Regions from separate parts of the Homo sapiens genome. Here region 2 is linked to region 1. The links are chromatin loops, found by intact Hi-C in ENCODE. Cell type or tissue: CD4-positive, alpha-beta T cell. All regions are shown on one strand. Links, peaks and the distances in the headings refer to the core of each region. The heading gives the core; the rest is flanking DNA. Region 1 has its middle 6.4 kb from the start of TRC-GCA11-1. Region 2 holds the start of GHET1 (gastric carcinoma proliferation enhancing transcript 1).

Evidence for each region. A loop is a pair of places that touch in the nucleus more often than their neighbours do. Peaks named below come from ENCODE experiments on the same cell type or tissue, not always from the same donor. Only the 100,000 strongest peaks of a DNase experiment are listed, where the experiment ranks them.
Region 2: it touches region 1 in a loop (3-fold over the local background); 2 of 110 quality-filtered maps call a loop at or near these places.

The regions. Positions count from the first base shown.
Region 1 is chr7:149,416,594-149,426,603 of GRCh38, reverse strand. No RefSeq gene overlaps it. Among named protein-coding and RNA genes, the nearest start is that of TRC-GCA11-1, 6.4 kb to the right of the region's middle. RefSeq lists a silencer at 3,936-4,185 and an enhancer at 4,317-4,816. In CD4-positive, alpha-beta T cell, for the core only: CTCF peaks have their summits at 3,893 and 4,180 (motif pointing left); a DNase peak (open chromatin) is centred at 4,093; H3K4me3 peaks cover 1,519 bases; H3K27ac peaks cover 811 bases.
Region 2 is chr7:148,978,756-148,988,765 of GRCh38, reverse strand. GHET1 (gastric carcinoma proliferation enhancing transcript 1) reads right to left here and starts at 1,239. Exons shown (of 1, transcript NR_130107.1): 1 at 1-1,239. It also overlaps RNY3 and RNY1. RefSeq lists enhancers at 893-942, 1,263-1,312, 880-1,380 and silencers at 1,523-1,592, 5,309-5,408, 8,623-8,823. In CD4-positive, alpha-beta T cell, for the core only: no CTCF peak of the experiment used is centred there; DNase peaks (open chromatin) are centred at 5,275 and 5,885; H3K4me3 peaks cover 1,838 bases.

The DNA.
Region 1 (10,010 bases), core at 3,018-5,517:
CCAATTTCAACATGGATCCTTAATAAAAAGGGCAAAACATGACTATTTCTCTTTGATTTGCAGCTCTCACTGTCTATGGGCACAGCATGTGAGTCTGGACCTGCCTGAAAGCACAGTTCCCTGGCTGCCTGGCCAGCCAAGCCCAGGCGACATTGGGAGACGTCCTGAGGTTCACCTGACCAGGGTAGAATAGGTGTTCCTGGGCACACTGGTGGTTAGAACACCAATCCAGCCCCCGTTTTAGACTGAGTCCTCTATACCTTAGGGACTTTGGGGAGAGCACTGTTATGGCAAGAGGCCACCTTTCTCTGTTTATTTCTGACGTTGGGACCTAAGAAGCCATTTGTTTATCAGTCAGAGGAGTAGTTGCATGAAGGAGATTATTATAAGGAAGAAATACCTGCTCCCTAATAACACAAAATACACCCTTGACTCTAATCCTGCCGGCTCAGTGCTACCTCTAAGTTCTCACCATTCCCTCCCCGCCACTACCGCATGAATGAAACTCACTGCTTCTCTTTGTAAAATAATATCTCAAAATAACTCAAGTATTATAAGACAGGAGCATCACTGCTGTCTATTAATTCAGGTAATGGAAAGTTGAATTTTAATGACAAAATGTATCAGTGAAAATGTCTATCCCTGCTGGTAATTTTATTTAAAGAATGATTATCAGGACAACAGACTGTTTCTTCTTAAAATCAGTATAGTCTAATAAGTATAAAATCTTTTTAAAAATTAAATGCAATCAGCTCTTCATTTACCTGATACACAAATAATCAAATTATGCCCTCAAAGGATTGAAATAGCTTGGATTTAAGCTAAACTCAATTAAGAAAAGTAAACAAGTATGAAAGGTGAAACTTGCCATTTTTCCACAGAAGGTACCAGCCAAGAACTACATGGTCCCATGATCAAATTTGCTGCAGGTAAATTATGCAAATTCTAAAATTTAAGATTAAAAAAATTTATTTATTTATTTTTGAGACAGGGTCTTGCTCTGTCTCAGGCTGGAGTACGATGGTGACATCATGGCTCACTACAGCCTGGACCTCCCACATTCAGGTGATCCTCCCGCCTCAGCCTCCTGAGTAGCTGGGACCACAGGCATGAGCCACCAAGCCTAATTTTCTTATTTTTAGTAGAGACATGGTCTCATCTCACTACGTTGTCTAGGCTGGTCCCAAACTCCTGGACTCAAGCAATCCTCCATAGGCCTCCCAAAGTGCTGGGATTATAGGTGTGAACCACCGCGTCTGGCGTATACAAAAAAATTTCTGCTAGGTGTGGTGGTTCACACCTGTAATCCCAGCACTTCGGGAGGTCTAAGGAGGAGGATCGCTTGAGCCCAGGAGTTTGAGACCACCCTGAGCAACATAGTGAGAATCTGTCTCTTAAAAAAAATTCTGTATATATTTTTCGATTTGGATGATAGTCATCACTATAAATCACATTAATTTTGTCAAAAAGTAAAGACACTAAGTTGGTTCCCATAGTTACCCCCTGAACAATTTAATAATAATGACTGTCCAACTAAAATTTGTATTATTTCTTTCCCACTTTAACCCAGTGGTTCCTTACTGTGTCTTGAATTAATCAATGCCTTACCAAGCCAATTTATCCAGTGATGCATTCTGAAATAAGTTTGGGAAAAAAAAAAAACCTCAAATGTTTCAGAGTGCTGCTAAAAAAGCAAGTCAATATTCAGACCAATTTAAGCCAGTCTCTGGTGTGTTTAATTCATACAGTAGACAAATTGAGAGAAATAGACACATTTTCCTTGCCCAAATTGTTGCCAGCTCTTCAGAGTCTTGAAACAAACGTTAATTGCATACAAACATGCTTGGGTGTTCATTTTACCAAAAAGATGAACTCTTATTAGTATGTAGTAATCACATAACAGAATTCCAGAATCTTATTTAAAATTCTTTGCCCCCAAATGAAAATAGCGTTTTTTTCTGGTTGTAGAAGGAATTTCTATGTTCTAAACAATAAAAACTTACAATTGAATGAGTCCCTTATTTCTCCAAGAGAAGGTATCAAGTCTTTTCCATAACTATGGAAGAAATCAATTTTAACCACCCAGTATGAGGACTTCTAACCATCTCCACCTGTGAAATTACTTGGAAGAGTTCATCCCTTCTCTGTAGAACTAAATCTGTAATATATTTTAGAATCTCTTTCAGATTCAGGACATGAAATCTTTATCAAATTTATAATGGTCAGCCAAATTTTTTGCACTTCATCTGTCAGTGTTTTCAAGCTTTCGTTTGTAGCCTCCGGAATCCCTTGTTTAAATAAAACAATTTTCAGAAGCTAAATATGTAAAATAACTCGTGCCTTAAGAGGCTGGAGAGGGAGCCAAGCCTACCTGCTCTGGCGCCCCCGTCTTCCCAAACTCCCCCTGCGCTGAGGGGTCTCCAAGGAGGAAGCTCACTTCAAAAACCTCTGCCCTGGGCAAGTCACCAGGGCTCCTTTTCTCTTGCTTCAACCTTTCCTAGCCTCAATCCAAACTCTGTATGTTTAATTTATCCAGTGACACACTCCATGCTTACTTAATTCTTTGATAGAACAGTTTCTTAGTTTTATTTTTTTTCCTTGTGGGATATGCATGCTTTCCTATTCTCTATGCGTTACTTGGCAGATGTTCATATCAGAAAATGGTAAGTCTCTATAACCTTGCCAGTGAAATCCAGAGAGCTAACATCCACTGAGAATCCCTGGAAGGCCGGGGAAGATAGCAGGACAGATGTCTTAAGCCCTGTGAGAAAGCTACAAAGACGTCTCCCCCGCCCCAACCCCCATGTTATTTTTACAGCAAACGCTTCCACGGTGAAGGCAACGGGAGATTCAGGTGCAAGGTGCAGCCTAGCAAGACCCCTGGCCACACACGCATCACTGCGGGAGGTTGGAGGGTCCCCTCTACCGGGCTTTCCAGGGCTTGGCGCGTGCTCGGAGCGTGCACTCAGCGGCCATTGTGTGTTTGATTTTTCCCAAGGGCAGGGCCGGCTTTTGTTCATTTCGCGCTTGCTCCAGAGTCTGGCGCAAGGTCCTCAGAGGTCCTCAGTGCACGCGAAATGAACGGATGAACAAGCCACAGGTGACAATGTGCGGGAAGAAACACGGGTACAATCCCAAATCTCTGCCCAGCTGGGATGGAGATGATTTTCTTCATTAAACCTGATCCAACACCTTTAAACGCTATCACTTAAAAATGGATTTTATCATTCCTTCTGATATTTCAGCCCCAATATTAGGTAGAGTACCCGGATCACTGCCAAATCCTCTTACCACCGTTGCAGGTGGCTGGTGTGCGGCAGAAATCCTGCTCCACGGCCCTGCCCTTTGCAGCAAGGTCACCCAGCTGCCTGATAAGGAGTCCAGGGACGGGCAGCAAGCGGGACTGCGGGGAAAGCGCCGGGCACGCCGCGTGGCACCCGAGGCCCGCCCGCCCTTCCTGGCTGGGTATGAACACCAGCCGCGCCCGCGGGCGGCGACCCCGGGCTTCCTCTCGTTCAGGTCGCCTGGCGCGGCCGTGCCTTCCTGCTTCCCTACGGCAGCGGCACACCGGGACCTTGGGGAACCGGGAAGGGGCCCTTCCCCAAGCCAGGCCTCTGGCCCATCCAGGTCCCCTCGAGTCCCCCCAGCTCACCCAGAGCTCAGCGGGTCCCGTCCTCGGTCTCCCCGCCGGCCTCGCGGCTCCATTGCTGCCGCCCGAGAGGCCCTACGCGAGCTCCTAAAACCCTGCGCCCTCCATTTGGCGCCTGTGGGATGGGGCACAACCGTGTCGGTCTCACTGGTGCTGTGAGTGCAGCTGAGAGCCAATGGAGCAAGGACTTAACACAAACGATTATATTTTTATTTTAAAGATGTATTTATGCGTCTCTATCCATATTTTAAATATGCACATTTTCTCGATTACATTAATTTTGATGACTTGACTTTTAGACGTTCCTCTGCCTGGGCGTTTTTTCTCCCGTCTGATGAGAACGGGAGCGCGCTGCTGGGTGCCCGGCAGGGCGCGCCGGCGGCCCACGGGCTGCCTCCCGGGCCAGCGCCACGTCGGGCCGCGCGGGGCCGCGCGCTGCCCCCTGCCGGCCAGAGGCGAGGAGGCCCCGGAGGCCGCGGCGCCCTCACCTGGCCGCTGGCGGCCGCTCTAGGAATGCGCGCGGCCTTCTCGGTGGTGGCGGCCGCCTCGCGCCAGAGACCCGCTAGTCCCGACATCCGAGCCCCAGCCCCGCCTGCCAGCCGGCTGGCCCTTAGTCGCAGTGCGGGAGCCGCCCGGCCGCAGCCCCGAACCAGCCCTGGTTAGCAGGAGCCGCTGTCAGGTTGCTTTTCTTGCACACACTGGCCTGCCGGCCAAGGCCCCAGCAAATCCCCGTGCAAACACAGTTGGTGCAAACACAGTTAGTGCAAACAAAGGTGCGGCCGCAGGAATCTGAGAGCACAGGAAATATGAGACCTACCCCACCTCGAAGGCTCAACCCACGGCACAAAACAGCACAGAAGACCCGGAGGGCCTTGGGTCCCAGAAGGAGAGGGGACTCCGTGAATTGACCCCGAGCTTTAGGGTTGCTCAAGCTTCTTCCCGGGCAGCCTGCATTCTACCCACTTTTCTCGTTGTGCAGATGAGGAAACCAAGGCTGAGGCCCAGCTCCTGGCCGCTCGCTGTGTTTGTCCCATGCGGAGGTGGACCTGGAGGCGCTCTCTCATGATAGGCTGCACTTTTTTTTTTTTTTTTTTTTGAGACGGAGTCTCGCTCTGTCGCCCAAGCTGGAGTGCGGTGGCAGGATCTCGGCTCACTGCAAACTCTGCCTCCCGGGTTCACGCCGTTCTCCTGCCTCAGCCTCTCGAGTAGCTGGGACTACAGGCGCCCGCCACCACGCCTGGCTAATTTTTTATATTTTTAGTAGAGACGGGGTTTCACCGTGTTAGCCAGGCTGGTCTCGATCTCCTGACCTCGTCATCCGCCCGCCTCGGCCTCCCAAAGTGCTGGGATTACAGGCGTGAGCCACAGCGCCCGGCCTGCACTTTTTTTCCTTGATATATTTTCAAATGTCTGCCTAGTTTTTTCCGAAGACTAAATTCTTTAGCCCAGGCTGCGGTGGCCCCCTAATAAAACAAATGCCATGCAAAGACTAACCTCCTGGAGTGGAACTGCCTGGTCCAGGGTACGAGCGTTTTCTAAGGCGTTTGAGGCATAGGGCCAGACGATCCTCCCGCAGGTCGGCCGTCTCCCCTAGTTCTGTGTGGGGAGCAGGCAAGGAAGCCCCGCTCTGTGGGCCGGTGGGAAGGCTGGCAAGCACCCGGTGTATTTGAGTGACGTGTGCCTCCGTGTGAGTGATGTGCAGGCGGCAGGGCCTCTGTCCTATTGTGGGGCCTCACTCTTAACGGATTTGAATGCTGTGGGAGCACTGGGCGGCCAGGGAATCTTTTGAAAAGGCAAATTTGATCATAGTCCTCTCTTGCTTGGGAGGTTCCCCATTGCTCTTAGGGTAAGGTCCAAAATCTTTCAGGACCCACTAGGCCCTGCCTGCCTTCTCGGCCCTGTCCGGGGTTGCTGTAACAAAGTGCCACAAACTGGTTGGCTTTAAACAACAGAAATGGATTCTTGCAGTTCTGGAGGCCAGAGGTCCAAGATCAATGTGTGGTCTGGCTTGGTTCTTACTGGAGGCTCTGAGGGACACCGTCCCATGCCTCTCTCCTGGCTTCAGCATTGGATGCAGTGCGCCAGCGGGCACTTGGCCTGCTCCCTTTGTCTCCTCTCTTCTGATGAGGATAACAGTCATATTGCACTGAGTGCCCACCCTGCGCCAGGATGACCTGGTCTTAATTAACTATTACATTGGCAATGACCCTATTTCCAAAGAAGGTCACCTCCTGAGGTTCTTGGAAGGACATGAACTTTGGGAAGACCCTACTCAGTCCACACAGGCTGCCTCCCAGACTCCAGCACCCTGACCTTCTCTCTGCTCTTGGCACCCCACTGCCTCAGGCTTCACCCATGCCGCCCAACTTCCTGGGCTGCTCATCTCCCAACTAACGTTCCTTCCTCCTGCACGGTGTTGTGGAAATGTCACTCCCTCAGAAAAGGCCTCTGGAACACCCCAGCTTAGGGTAACTGTGGTGCCCACTCTCCCCCTTCCCCTTTCTAGGTTCACAGAGCTTAAGACAGTTATCATTGAAGTGACACCGAGTGACAGTGGATGTTCATGTGTGCCTCCTCTACCTAAATCTGCTCCTCAGGGGCAGAAACCAGGTCGGCTGGATGAACAAGAACCTTAATTGCATGGCCGAGGAGGCTTACAGACTGACCTGGGAAGCCTGTCTCCACAGGACAGGCCCGAGGTGATGAAGACCTGTGCCAAGCCCAGCACAGAGTCTCTGAGGAAGGGCTCAGAGATGTGGCCCCTGCACATGGGAGGGAGATCCAAATCCAGGCTCCACTCTCCCTGGGATGGCACAGTAAATAAATGCCACCTCCTGACCCAGCTCACAGGGCCCTCTGTGGCCTGACCCCACCTCACCTCCACCTCAAATCACTGTCCTGCTCTGCCCCCTCTGCTGCCCCACACTGGCCTCATTCTTGCTTCATCCTGCCAAGCCACTTCCAAGTGGGTCACTCTACCCAAGGCCTGGGATCCACTGCATCCAGAATTTTAGTTATTTTTATCTACTTATTTTTTGAGACAGGGTCTCATTCTGTCACCTAGACTGGAGTGCAGTGGCACTGCAGCCTCGACTCTCCAGGCTCAACTGATCCTCTGGCCTCAGCTTCCCAAGTAGCTGAGACTACAGGTGCATGCCACCACGCCTGGCTAATTTTTTAAAAAATCTTTTGTACAAATGAGTTTTCGTTATGTTGCCCAGGAATGGTCTTGAACTCCTGTGCTCAAGCAATCTGCCCACCTCAGCCTCCCACAGTGCTGGGATTGCAGGTGTGAGCCCGGACATGCATCCAGATTTTTCCTCACTGGCTTCTTATCATTCGGATTTCAGCTCCAATCATCGTTTCCTGACCATCCCTGTTGTCTTCCATCAGAATACCATGCTTTATTTTCCTGTAGTGTTTTCAATATCTGTGATGTTTTCATTCATGCATTAGTTTGCTTGTCTGTCACACTGCACCTCTGGGAATATAGCTCCATGGGGCCAGGGCTGTGTTTCTTGGCCTCGTTCACTGCTGAGTCCTCAGTGCCTAGACTAGACCCTGGAACGTAGTGTATTTGTTAAATGACTGAATGAGTCACTTAGTCCCCCTGAATCTGTTTCTTCAGCTATAAAATGGGAGCAGTCTTAACTATTTCCTAGGATATAACAATTGTACCTGCCTCAGACAGCTATGAGGATTCTGTAGGATAGTGTATATGAGCCTCCAACATAAACACTCAGCACACATGAGCCATTATTTCTATCTCAGATTCACCCGTCCTCACATGGAGAGGGCAGGACTGGGAATGAGGTGGTAACTCTTTCAGATCCCAGTGTTCAGCTCTCTGTTCTTCCAGTTATCCAACCTTTACTAGAAAAGATGGAAAAAATATAGTATTGTGGAAACAGCCCTGGACTTGGACAGAGAGGTCTTGAAATTGAGTTCCTTGGAAATTTTCTGAGGCTGTGTCCTCATGTGCAAAATGGAATTAATTATTCCTATAGAAGCATAAATGAGGCCAGGCATGGTGGCTCACACCTGTAATCCTGGCACTTTGGGAGACTGAGGCAGGAGGACTGCTTGAGCCCAGGAGTTCAAGACCAGCCTGGTCAACAGAGCGAGACCCTGTCTCCAACAACAACAACAACAAATCCAGATGATGTGGTGGTGCAGCAGGCCTGTAGTCCCAGCTACTTGAGAGGCTGAGATGGGAGGGTCGCTTGAGCCTAGGAGTTTGAGGTTACAGTGAGCCATGATCACGCCACTGCATTCCTGAGCAACGGGGCAAGACCTTGGTTCTTTAAAAAAAAAAAAAAAAAAAAAGGCACTTGAATGAGTACGTTATGTGTAAATTATAATGCACTTATTTCCCAAATTAGCATTCCTTGGAGTCTTTTTTGTCTTATCTAGGCAATTACGTACTAATTATGTCAAAAGGAAATGATATTGCTTGTAATTACTAGAAGAGATATGCTTAAATTTGTAATATTTATGGGTTTTTCTGATTTTCAAAGTGATACATTTTATTGCAGAAAATGTGAAGAATATAGAGGAATATAAAGAAAAACATTCTGAAATCACCCATAACCCCTATATTCATGCTTTAGTCTTCACATGTGTGCCCTGGAGCAAACAGTGCACGTGAAGGGCATCCTCACCGAACTGAGATGCCCTTAGGTGGGTGATCCAGGAAGCTGACAGGTAGGTGGCTTCCTAGAAGGCCACGGAGAGGACCTGTGCCAGTTCCACGCACTGATGCTTGTTTGACTGAGTCCTGGGAGTGGCTGGATGGGAGGGAGGGCACAAGAAGGGGCTATGGCCCTAAATAGGGCATTTAACTATAGATTAAGAGCTTCCAATTTGAATTGAGGTGCTTCTGGGGGCCCTTAAACTTAAAAAATAATTTCTTAGTGGTTTAGGAAAATAAAACAATTACTGAAAATACCAAAAAGTATAAAGAAGAAATAGTCACTAACAATCTCACCATGGAGCTAGGAGATATTAGGATCTCAAAATATTTCTTTTTACCTTTTTGTTTGGTTGATTCTACTTATTTTTACCTTTGAGATAATACCCACTCTCATTTAACATCGTGATTCCCAACCGTGGCTGCACACTGGAATCCCCTGACAGCACAAACTATCAGTGTCTGGGTATCACTCTAGATATTCTGATTCAACTGATCTGCCCCCTCGTACCTGCATTAGTACTTTTAAAACCTCCCTAGGTGATTCTAAGGTAGTCAGAATCGAGAACCACTGACTTAAGATGTAATTCACATTTTCTTGTGAATTATATCAAACATTTTAAATAGCTAGTTTTCTATCATGTAGATATGCCAGTTTCTTAACCACCTCTCTAATATTAGGCATTTCTGCTTCTATTTGTTTAATTATTATTATTATTATTATTATTATTATTTTTTGAGACAGGGTCTTCCTCTGTGGCCCAGGCTAGAGTGCAGTGGTGCAATCTTGGCTCACTGCAACCTCTGCCTCCCGGGTTCAAGCTATTCTCCCACCTCAGCCTCCTGAGTAGCTGGGATCACAGGCACGCACCACCACAGGCCGGCTAATGTTTGTATTTTTAGTAGAGACGGGGGTTTCACCATATTGGTCAGGCTGGTGTCAAACTCCCGACCTCAGGTGATCTAGCCGCCTCGGCCTCCCAAAGTGCTGGGATTACAGGCATGAGCCACTGCGCCCTGCCATCTATTTGCTTAAATATTTTAAATAACACTTAAGAGCACTTAAATATCTTTGAGCCAACATTTGTTCATGTTTCACGCTTTTTCTGGGCTGGGTTCATAGAAACAGAATTACTACTAGGTCAAAGGGAATTGTTTGAACTTATCTCTTATTTTATACTGCCTTTCCTCTCGAGAGAGATTATACCAAGCCCAGGCATGGTGGCTCAGGCCTGTAATCCCAGAACTTTGGGAGGCCAAAACAGGTGGATTGCTTGAGGTCAAGAGTTGGAGACCAGCCTGGCCAACATGGTGAAACCCTTTCTCCACTAAAATACAAAAATTCGCCGGGCATGGTGGCGGGCACCTGTAATCCCAGCTACTTTGGGAGGCTGAGGCTGAGGATCTCAGCTCACTGCAACCCAGGTGGTGGAGGTTGCAATAAGCCAAGACTGCGACACTGCGCTCTAGCCTGGGCGATAGAGCAAGACTCCATCTCAAAAAATAAAAATAAAAATAAAAAATTGTACCAGTTTACAGGCCTAAAATAGTATGGACTTACCATACCCTTGCCAGTATGAGGATTGCTACTTTAATTTTTGTCCATTTCAATACAGGAAAAATGTTAAATGGTGTTGTTTTCATTTGCATGTCTTTGGTTTTACTAAGATT
Region 2 (10,010 bases), core at 4,161-6,660, 440 kb after region 1:
GAGACAGGATCTGGCTGAGAAACAGCCCCAGAAACCTCCTCTCCCAGAATGGCACCAACCCCCCTTCCCTGCCTCTGAGCCTGGCCACTGGGTGGACTTCCAGTCCACATAGTAGACTAGATCACCCCCAGTGCATGCAAAGGCAGAGTGAAAGGTATAAACAACTTAGTCAAATCAAGCTGTACAATGAAAAACAAAAGGAAATAAAACTATTCTGGCGCACACCTTTTTCTTATTAATTTCAAGTTGGCTGCCAATGTTTACCTGCTTTGTTCTTAAAATAATCCATTCTAGAATTTTGCTAGAGAGCAACATCGTTTAGAGATTGTCATTTATGAAACTCTCACTCTCATTTTCCCCTCTTTTGAAATTAGGACAACATCTACCCATGTCTAGTTTTCTGGGGTTATTCATTCTCCTCAATGGCATTCATTCATTCATTCACTCAACACATTTACATAGCACCTGCTGTGTCCCAGATACTGTGCTAGGTACCAGAAGGAGTCAAACATAGTCAATGATTCTGCTTTTCCATTGGCTTGGGGCATCCAGGAACACATTTTCTCAGGCTTGGAGATGTGAACTCCAATGGGCAGCTGCCTGCCCTTCCCCTCCCCTTGCCTGCACCTTTACAGTAAGGTCTACTCGCCGCTGCAGCAGGAAGATCCTCCATTAGGAGTAAAACAGAGCTGTGAATTCGGCTGCCCCAGGAACAGCCCGATCCTTGTTGCTCCAGACACATCCCTACTGTCTTTTTGCTGTTCTTTGCTTTCGGCATGAGTTTCAGGTCTTTCAGAGCTTTGCCTCTGACACTTTCACAGAAATCTTTTCCACCCGCCTTTTCTTAGTCATCTTTACTTCGGACTTCCTGCTTCTGCCTTTTGTCCCTGTAGATTCTGAAGTCCTCAGGAACAATCCAAGATCTTCTGGTGTTTCAGATGCTTCCCCTTCACGTTCCTTAGGTGGTGGTTTCTGTTCTATCAGTTGGGGTTTAAGGAGGAGGCAGGGATCTTGGGCAGTGGGAGAAGCACCTCTGTAGGGAGCTGACTGCCAAGATGGGAAAGTGTCAGCCTCCAGGTAGTGGCGCTTGCTGGGATTTACCGACGCTGGAAGCACAGACTTTATCTGTAGGGCTCACAGTTTCCTCCAGGTCCCACAGAGCTGTCCGGAGGGTCACACAGCAAACAGATAAAGGAGGCCAGCGCAGATTGGGCGGCTCTCTGGTACCTTGCGGTGGCTGAGCCACTCAAGACAAACCGGGGGAAAGACGCCCTGATGACGAAATGCTAATTTTGCATATCTCTTTCCCAGGATGCTTAGCAACACGTCTGATTCTTGTTATTCAGTACGTTTTTCCAGCTATTGATAAATAGATGTGCCAGGGAATTCTTAGAGTATATATATATCATTAATATTGTAAATATAGTCATCAGTAAACTGAAACCAGAATATCACTGTAAGGGGAAAATGAACAAATTTGGGGGCTTTAAATAGTTCAAACAGTAGGAGGACTTATTGGCTGGTCCGAAGGTAGTGAGTTATCTCAATTGATTGTTCACAGTCAGTTACAGATCGAACTCCTTGTTCTACTCTTTCCCCCCTTCTCACTACTGCACTTGACTAGTCTTTTACGAGAGTTTCCACTCTCCTGGCATCCCTCGTTTCTTGTTTTCATCTCAATTTTAAAATGTTGAAAGTCAGCATCATTAAATAAAGCATGGAATACAGGGGGAAAACGAAGTACTATTCTTTTCTTCCAGAAACAAACAGTAAATTTGGGAAAACCCATCACAGACAAGAAGGAAAAAGAAAACAAAAATCAAATAAATAGTAATAGATACTACGGACCAATTATTGGTAAAGATGGTATAGTATGTCCTAAGAGATCAAAGACAGGAAATGGGATGAGGGTGAATAGGGGTTTTTCTTTTTCTTGTACTTTTTCTTTTCTTTTCTTTCTTTTTTTTTTTTTTTTTTTTTTTTTTTGAGACAGGCTGGAGTCTCTGTCACCCAGGCTGGAGTGCAGTGGTGTGATCTCGGCTCACTGCAACCTCCGCCTCGTGGGTCCAAGCGATTATCTTGCCTTAGCCTCCTGAGTAGCTGGGACTATAGGCGCGCGCCACCACGCCTGGCTAATTTTTCTATTTTTGTAAAGACCGAAGTTTCGCCATGTTGGCCAGGCTGGTCTTGAACTCCTAACCTCAAGTGATCCTCCTGCCTCAACCTCCCAAAGTGCTGGGATTACAGGCGTGAGCCACCGCGCACGGCCAGGATTTTTTTAATGTTTTAATATCAGTAGGATTAAGGACTGGTATTTGATGATACAACACTCAATGGACAAAATTAAGAGGCATTTCAAAGTCGACAATCCAGTTAAGTTTTGAAGCTAAGAGATGTGAACATTTTCAGAGAGAAAGTATTTTGGAGGAAGACAAACCAAGTCCAAGAGTTTGAAAATAGAGAAGGCGGAAGAGGGCAGAGTACATTGCGGGATGCTCACCACGTGAGGCACCAGAGCCACTTTCTAATCCTGGTTCAGCCCTTAGGTTCTTATGTAGCCTTTAGAAAGCCACGCAGCTGCCTCCTCATCAGAAACAAAGGGTCATTACACTGATCTTCCTTCCCTCTTCGCTACATGGAAGTATACATTCCTAACAGCCTCGAGGCAAAGTGTTGTTTGATGAGATTGTGGTGGTGTTGCAGTACAGTGTGACTGCCACAAATGTGTATACAACAAAAGAATATTTAAATTTTTCTTATAGGTGAAAGTAACCCAAGGCACCTTGAGGGCACATGTGGGTTTCCCAAGAGCTTCCCTGTGGGGTTTTTTGTTTTTTTTTTTTCTTTCTGAGACGGAGTTTCGCTCTTGTTCCCCAGGCTGGAGCACAATGGCGCGATCTCGGCTCACTGCAACCTCCGCTTCCCAGGTTCAAGCGATTCTCCTGCCTCAGCCTCCCGAGTAGCTGGGATTACAGGCATGTGCCACCACGCCCAGCTAATTTTTTGTATTTTAGTGGAGACGGGGTTCCTCCATGTTGGTCAGGCTGGTCTCGAACTCCCGACCTCAGGTGGTCCGCCAACCTCGGGCTCCAAAGTGCTGGGAATACAGGCAAAAACCACCACACCCGGCCTTGAATTGTAATTCTCAGGTGTTGAGGGGGAACCTGGTGAGAGGTAACTGAATCAGGAAGTCAAGACTTAAGGGTCTCCTCAATCTAAGTCCCGAGGCTTTTCCCGTACAGCTAGCTTGCTGCTTCTTCAATAATAGATATGCCTTAATTACAGTGATTGTTCAAGCCAACTGATGTTGCTATGATCACGTACCAGCTATGAACACAGGACTGTCACTGTATCTCAGGAATAATGGCAATTAAATGATATTGCAAGAGAGTAACAGTCTATTGGCCATAGTCACCATTTGATATTTGCAAAGGAATACATTTGTATTGTGTTTTATAAGGTACAGGGTATTTTCATATGACCTATTTCATTTAATATTCTTTGCAGTCCAGTTAAATTAGTATGACAGACATTATCATTTTACAAATGAAGAAACTGAGGTTCTGAGAGAGATCACATAAGCAGCCGAGAGTCAGCCACTGAGTTCATTGCTTGCAGAGCCAGAATAACCTTTCTTCCCCAAAAGTATTCTCTCTGCTACCCCGCAAAGAAAAACCAGCAATCAAACAATGTCAACAAAGCCATGAAACCAATTGCTGTACTATTCCAGTCAGTGGAAACATTGCTAAAAACTAAAAGATAGATGGATGGATAGTTAGGAGGGAGGGAGAGAGAGAGAAAAAAGTATGTAGTTGATGGTGGAATAACTGTTAATATGGACACTACGAAACTAACACGAGAGCAGAGTCAATTTCTCTGACTTTAGGTTGATTTCATTCCACAGATATGAGACTGCACAATTCTATCAGTCTTGATGACATATGTATCCTATCTCCAGAAACTTCCTAACCAGATAATATCTGCAAAGCAATAATGAATGCCCAGTGCAACTATAAGGCCAGCTCAGAGTAATATGATAACTTGAGGAAGAAAAGAGTTTGGCATTAGTTCTTTCCTAAGACGTATTTGAATAAGATAGGATTGTCAGATAAAATACAGGATGCCTGGTCAAATTTGAACAATAGTGTAAATAGATTTTTAGCATAAGTATGTCCCAAATATTGCACACTATATCCTACTGTCATTGCACAGACAGTAGTTTGAAGCCAAAATAATTTTGATTTGCAAAAGCGCGGCATTTGCGAAGAGAAAGGGGATATTTTCCAATACCAAAATCTTTATGTTTTACAAGAAAAGCAAAGCTTGGTGGATCCAGGTTTAGAGATAATACCATGAACCATCGTGTCCGAGGTGAGCAGTTTCCCCACCACACAGTAAAGAGGAAAGCTTCGTGTCTGCATCATTTCTAGGTTAACAGCTTGGGATTTTCTTCATCTTTGATCTTGCTAATACTGTATTAACACAGACAAGCTTAAGCACAGATGTGCAAAGTGTTTTACTTTTCAGTGTGAAATAGAATCATGCTATGTACATTACTTTGCAATTTGAAAAGCTTGCTCTCTTACCACTGCACTCTGCGGACCTTTGCCCTCTCCTGGATCCCTCTTCTTCATGCCTGACACCGTGGATAAGGAGGTGCGTGAGACATGGTTCATTCCTTAGGTCACCTAAACCTATGGTTCTCCTTATTCTCAAGGTACAATTCAGAGACGAGGGGACCTCCCTTTTCAACACGGAGCATGCCAGGCTCCTAAAAACACTTAATGTGCTCTGTCCACTAGTCATCTTCACTGGCAAGTAGTGGTGTGCTTAAGAAAAACCTTCAGGCAGGATCTTGGCTGTTCTGTATTGGGGAACAGAAAATGCTTTCCCACCCCAAAACCACAGCAAAAGGCTAGTCAAGTGAAGCAGTGGGAGTGGAGAAGGAACAAAGAAATCTGTAACTGGTTGTGATCAATTAGTTGTAAACACCACTGCACTCGGACCAGCCGAAACACAAAGGCACGCTGCTACTTATATAAGCCTCGAAAGTTCCATCTCTACCATAGTTACGGTGACTATTCACAGGAGCTAAAAAAAAGGAAGAGTATAAATACACCCCAAATAGAAAGCAAATGTTTAAAAAATAAAACTGTTAAACACATAGACTTTGTAAGAAAAAGGTCCTTCTCTCTTCAGTGACATTAAAGGAGCTCGGGCAACCCTGCTCAAAGCATTGTGGGTGATTTGCATGGAAACCCTGCATCAGCCACATCCATCAAAGACTCCCACGGTGCCCCCGGCGGGGCCTCAGTCTCACAGGGCCAGGACGTCTAGAGCGGGAGGGGACGTCCTCTTAAGAAGGAAGAGGCAACCCGCCGCGGGGGTGGGGCCGGGCGGGCGGGGGCCCCTTGGAATTCAGTGGCCCCCCCGGGATCAGGGGTCCCCGCGGTTCGGTGGTCCCGGACCCCACGCAGGGCTGGCGCGGCCCCCCACGCCCGCGCCCCCACCCCCGGTTCCCCGTGGAGGGGGAGCGTGTGTCCTGCGAGGAGCCCTGCAGCCCGGCGTCCCCTCCCCTTTTCCTTCCCAACGACCCTCTTTAAAAATGAATGAATGAATGTATGAATGAATGAAGTCCCAGATTCTGGTGTCACCCACGATGCTTTTCTTGAGCTTTCCAAGGTTTGTTTTGTTTTGTTTGAGCTCTTTAGGAAGCTTTCCTGGCGGTTTCGCCATAGTCCTGCGCTCCTGTTACCAAGTGGTTTTGTTTCAAAGCGGCTGCACTGGGGACCTTGAGCTATTCTGGAAGGAGGTTAGGAACCCCACTCTAAACAGAAAGGGAAACATTCGGTCCGTGGAAGCTAACATTTTAAAATACATAATTAGCAATTATCTTTTTAAAAAGTGACGCCGTGGAGGAATGAGGCGCACAGAGCCTCGGAGAGACTCCCGGGGGCTGAACGCGCACCTGGCTTCTCAGCAGGGGCAGCCTGGGCCCCCAGCCCTGGGCCGCACAGCGGGTCCCAGGAGCTGCCGGGTGGGGCAGGACCCGACACGAAGGGCGAGGGGAGCGCAGCCTCGGGGGTCTTTGCCTTTCCAGGCTCTGCAGTGGGGGCCCGACCCCTTGACCCCCAGAGCGGGTCATTTTGAACAATCCTCTTACTACAAAATTATTTTCAGTAAAACGCATGAAATAATCAGTATGTATCACTGGATTTTGCGATTAGTCCATTAATTTTAAAAGAAGCAATTAACAATTTAAAAAAGAAGATATGTCCATTTTAAAGTTTTTTTTTTTCAAATTTAGAAAAAGATTTCATGTTATGAAATGAACTTTCCACCTACCAAGTATTATATCTTGTGTTCCCTGCGTAAAGGCTGTGTGTTTTCACTTTTACATTAAACACACTTAAATTTTCTTTCCTTTTTTTCTTTTTTTGAGACAGGGTCTCCTCGCTCTGTCGCCCAGGCTGGAGTGCAATGGCACGATCTCTACTCACTACAACCTCTGCCTCCCGGGTTCAAGCGATTCTGCCGCCTCAGCCTCCGGAGTAGCTGGGAATACAGGCACCCGCCACCATGCCTGGCTAATTTTTTGGTAATTTTAGTAGAGACGGGATTTCACCATGTTAGCCAGGCTAGTCTCGAACTCCTGACCTCAGATGATCTACCCGCCTTGGCCTCCCAAAGTGCTGAGATTACAGGTGTGAGCCACCATGCCCGGCCTTAAATTGATTTTTAAAATATAAAATTTTGGCCGGACCGGTGGCTCCTGCCTGTAATCACAGCACTTTGGGAGGCCGAGGCGAACCGATCATCTGAGGTCAGGAGTTCGAGACCAGCCTGGCCAACATGGTAAAACCCCGTCTCTACTAAAATACAAAAATTAGCCGGGTGTGGTGGCAGATGCCTGTAATCCCAGATGCTCGGGAGGCTGAGACATGAAAATCGCTTGCGCCAGGAGGTGGAAGTTGCAGTGAGCCGAGATCGTGATACTGCACTCCAGCCTGGGTGACAGAATGAGACGCTCTCTCTCTCTCTCTCACATACACACAATCAATTTAAATCCCATTGTTCCAGAGCCGTTTGTTAATCTGTTCTCTGCTGTGCTGCCATTGCCTCTTTGTGAAACATCACTTGACTACCCTTATGTGTGCCAGTTTGTGGGTTCCCTATTCTGTTGCATTGATCTATCTGTTCTTTCACTAATACCACACTGTCTTGATTACTGTAGCTTTATACAGTCCATCTTGAGGTTGGGTAGGGTCAGTCCTGTGACTTTGTTCTGCTTCAACGTTGTTGGCTATTCTGGGTCTTTCAGCTTGTCCATGGCAACTGTTTCATTTAATTTCTCTTTCTGATATTAGTGATTTGTGTATTCTCTCTTTTTCGTCTTTGTCAGCCTGGCCGGAGGCTGATCTTCTCTACTGATTTCCTGTTTTTTAAGTTAATTGATTTCTGCTCTAATTTTTATTAGTTCTTTTCTTCTGCTTACTTTGGATTTAATTTGCTTTTCTTTTTCTAGCTTCTTAAGGTGGGAACCTAGAATATGGACTATAGATCTTTCTTCTTTACTAATGTATGCATTTAATGCTATCAATTTTCCTCTAAACACTCTTTTTGCTGCACCCCATAAATGGGATGTATTTTCATTTTTTATTTAGTTCTAAATATGTTATTTAGAAGTGTTGGCGGGGTGTGGTGGCTCACGCCTGTAATCCCAGCACTTTGGGAGGCTGAGGCGGGTGGATCACAAGGTCAGGAGTTCAAGATCAGCCTGGCCAAGATGGTGAAATCCCGTCTCTACTAAAAATACCAAAAGTTAGCCGGGAGCGGTGGCAGGCGCCTATAATCGCAGCTACTTGGGAGGCTGAGGCAGGAGAATCGCTTGAACTCGGAGAGTGGAGGTTGCAGTGAGCCGAGATCATGCCACTGTACTCCAGCCTGGGTGACAGAGTGAGACTCCGTATCAAAAAAAAAAAAAAAAAAAGAAAAAGAAGTGTTAATATGGGCTGGGCTTGGTGGCTCACACCTGTAATTCCAGCACTTTGGGAGACTGAGGTGGGCAGATTACCTGAGGTCAGGAGTTCGAGACTGGCTTGGCCAACATGGCGAAATCCTATCTCTACTAAAAATACAAAAATTAGCAAGGCATGATGGTGGCTGGGTGACTGAGGCACCAGAATCTCTCCATCCCGGGAGATGGAGGTTGCAGTGATCCGAGATCACTCCACTGCACTCCAGCCTGGGCGACAGAGCAAGACTGTCTTAAAAAAAAATTATATATATATGGTTTGGCTTTGCGTTCCCACCCAAATTTCATCTTGAAAAAAATTTTTTTTCTTTTTTTTTGAGACGGAGTTTTGCTCTTGTTGCCCAGGCTGGAGTGCAATGGTGTGATCTGCAACCTCCTTCTCCTGGATTCAAGTGATTCTCCTGCCTCAGCCTCCCCTGTAGCTGGGATTACAGGTGCCCACCACCGTGCCCAGCTAATTTTTGTATTTTTAGTAGTGATGGGGTTTCACTGTGTTGGCCAGGCTGGTCTCGAGCTCCTGACCTCAGGTGGTCCACCCGCCTCAGCCTCCCAAAGTGCTGGGAATACAGACATAAGCCACCGCACCCAGCTTTGAATTGTAATCCTCAGGTGTTGAGGAAGGAACCTGGTGAGAGGTAATTGAAACATGGAGGTGGTTTCCCGCGTGCTATTCTCGTGATAGTGAGTGAGTTTCACGAGATCTGATGGTTTTATAAGTGTTTCTTTGGTAGTTCCTCTCCTGCTTGTTGTGGTCTCTCTAGTGCTGTTTTATGAAGAAGGTGCTTGCTGCTTCTTCCGCCGTGATTATAAATTTCCTGAGGCCTCCTCAGCCATGAGAACTGTGAGTCAATTAAACCTCTTTCCTTTATAAATTACCCAGTTTTGGGACAGAGTTTTTTTGCTTTTGTTGCCCAGGCTGGAGTGCAATGGAGCGATCTCAGCTCACTGCAACCTCTGCCTCCCAGGTTCAAGCGATTCTCCTGCCTCAGCTTCCCAAGTAGCTGGGATTACAGGCATGCACCACCACGACCAGCTAATTTTTGTATTTTTAGTAGAGATGGGTTTTCACCACGTTGGTCAGGAAGTCCTGACCTCCAGTGATCTGCTTGCCTCAGCCTCCCAAAGTGCTGGGATTACAGGCATGAGCCACAGTGCCTGGTCTCTTTTTTTTTTGAGATGGAGTTTTGCTCTTGTTGCCCAAGCTAGAGTGCAATGGCACAGTCTCGGCTCACTGCAACCTCTGCCTCCCAAGTTCAAACGATTCTCCTGCCTCAACCTCCCAAGTAGCTGGGATTACAGGTGCCTGCCGCCACACCCGGCTAATTTTTTGTAATTTTTAGTAGAGATGGGGTTTCACCGTGTTGGCCAGGTTGGTCTTGAACTCCTGACCTCAGGTGATCTGCCCTCCTTGGCCTCCCAAAGAGCTGTGATTACAGGCTTGAGCCACTGCACCTGGTGGGGAAATTCATTATAGCAGTGTGAGAACGGACTAATACAAGTTTATTGTTTAACCCTCAAATATTTGGGGATTTTCCAGATATTGTTCTGTTATTGATTTCTAGTTTAATTCCATGTGGTCTGAGAGCAGATGTTGTATGATTTCTATTTTTTTAGACTTGTTGAGGCATAAACGTACCTTTTATTGCCCGGAATATCGTCTATCTTGGTGAGTGTTCCGTGTGAACTTGAGAAGAAAGTATATTCTGCCGTTGTTGGATGAAGTAGTCTACAGATGTCAAATGGTAGTTTATTACTAACCATGTGAGTCCTGGGGAACCTAAAGGAACTCACTCTTCAAACAAATGTTTTAACTGAGTCTGCACGTCGTGTTGGCTTGAGAGTTCTCCAAATTAACTCTCATGTAGTCATATGATGCGTAGTAAAGGGAAGACTTAAAATGTGCTCATTCCAATCCTACATGTATATGACTGAAATCCAGGGGCAACTGCAGCAACATTTTAGAATTTAGACCAAT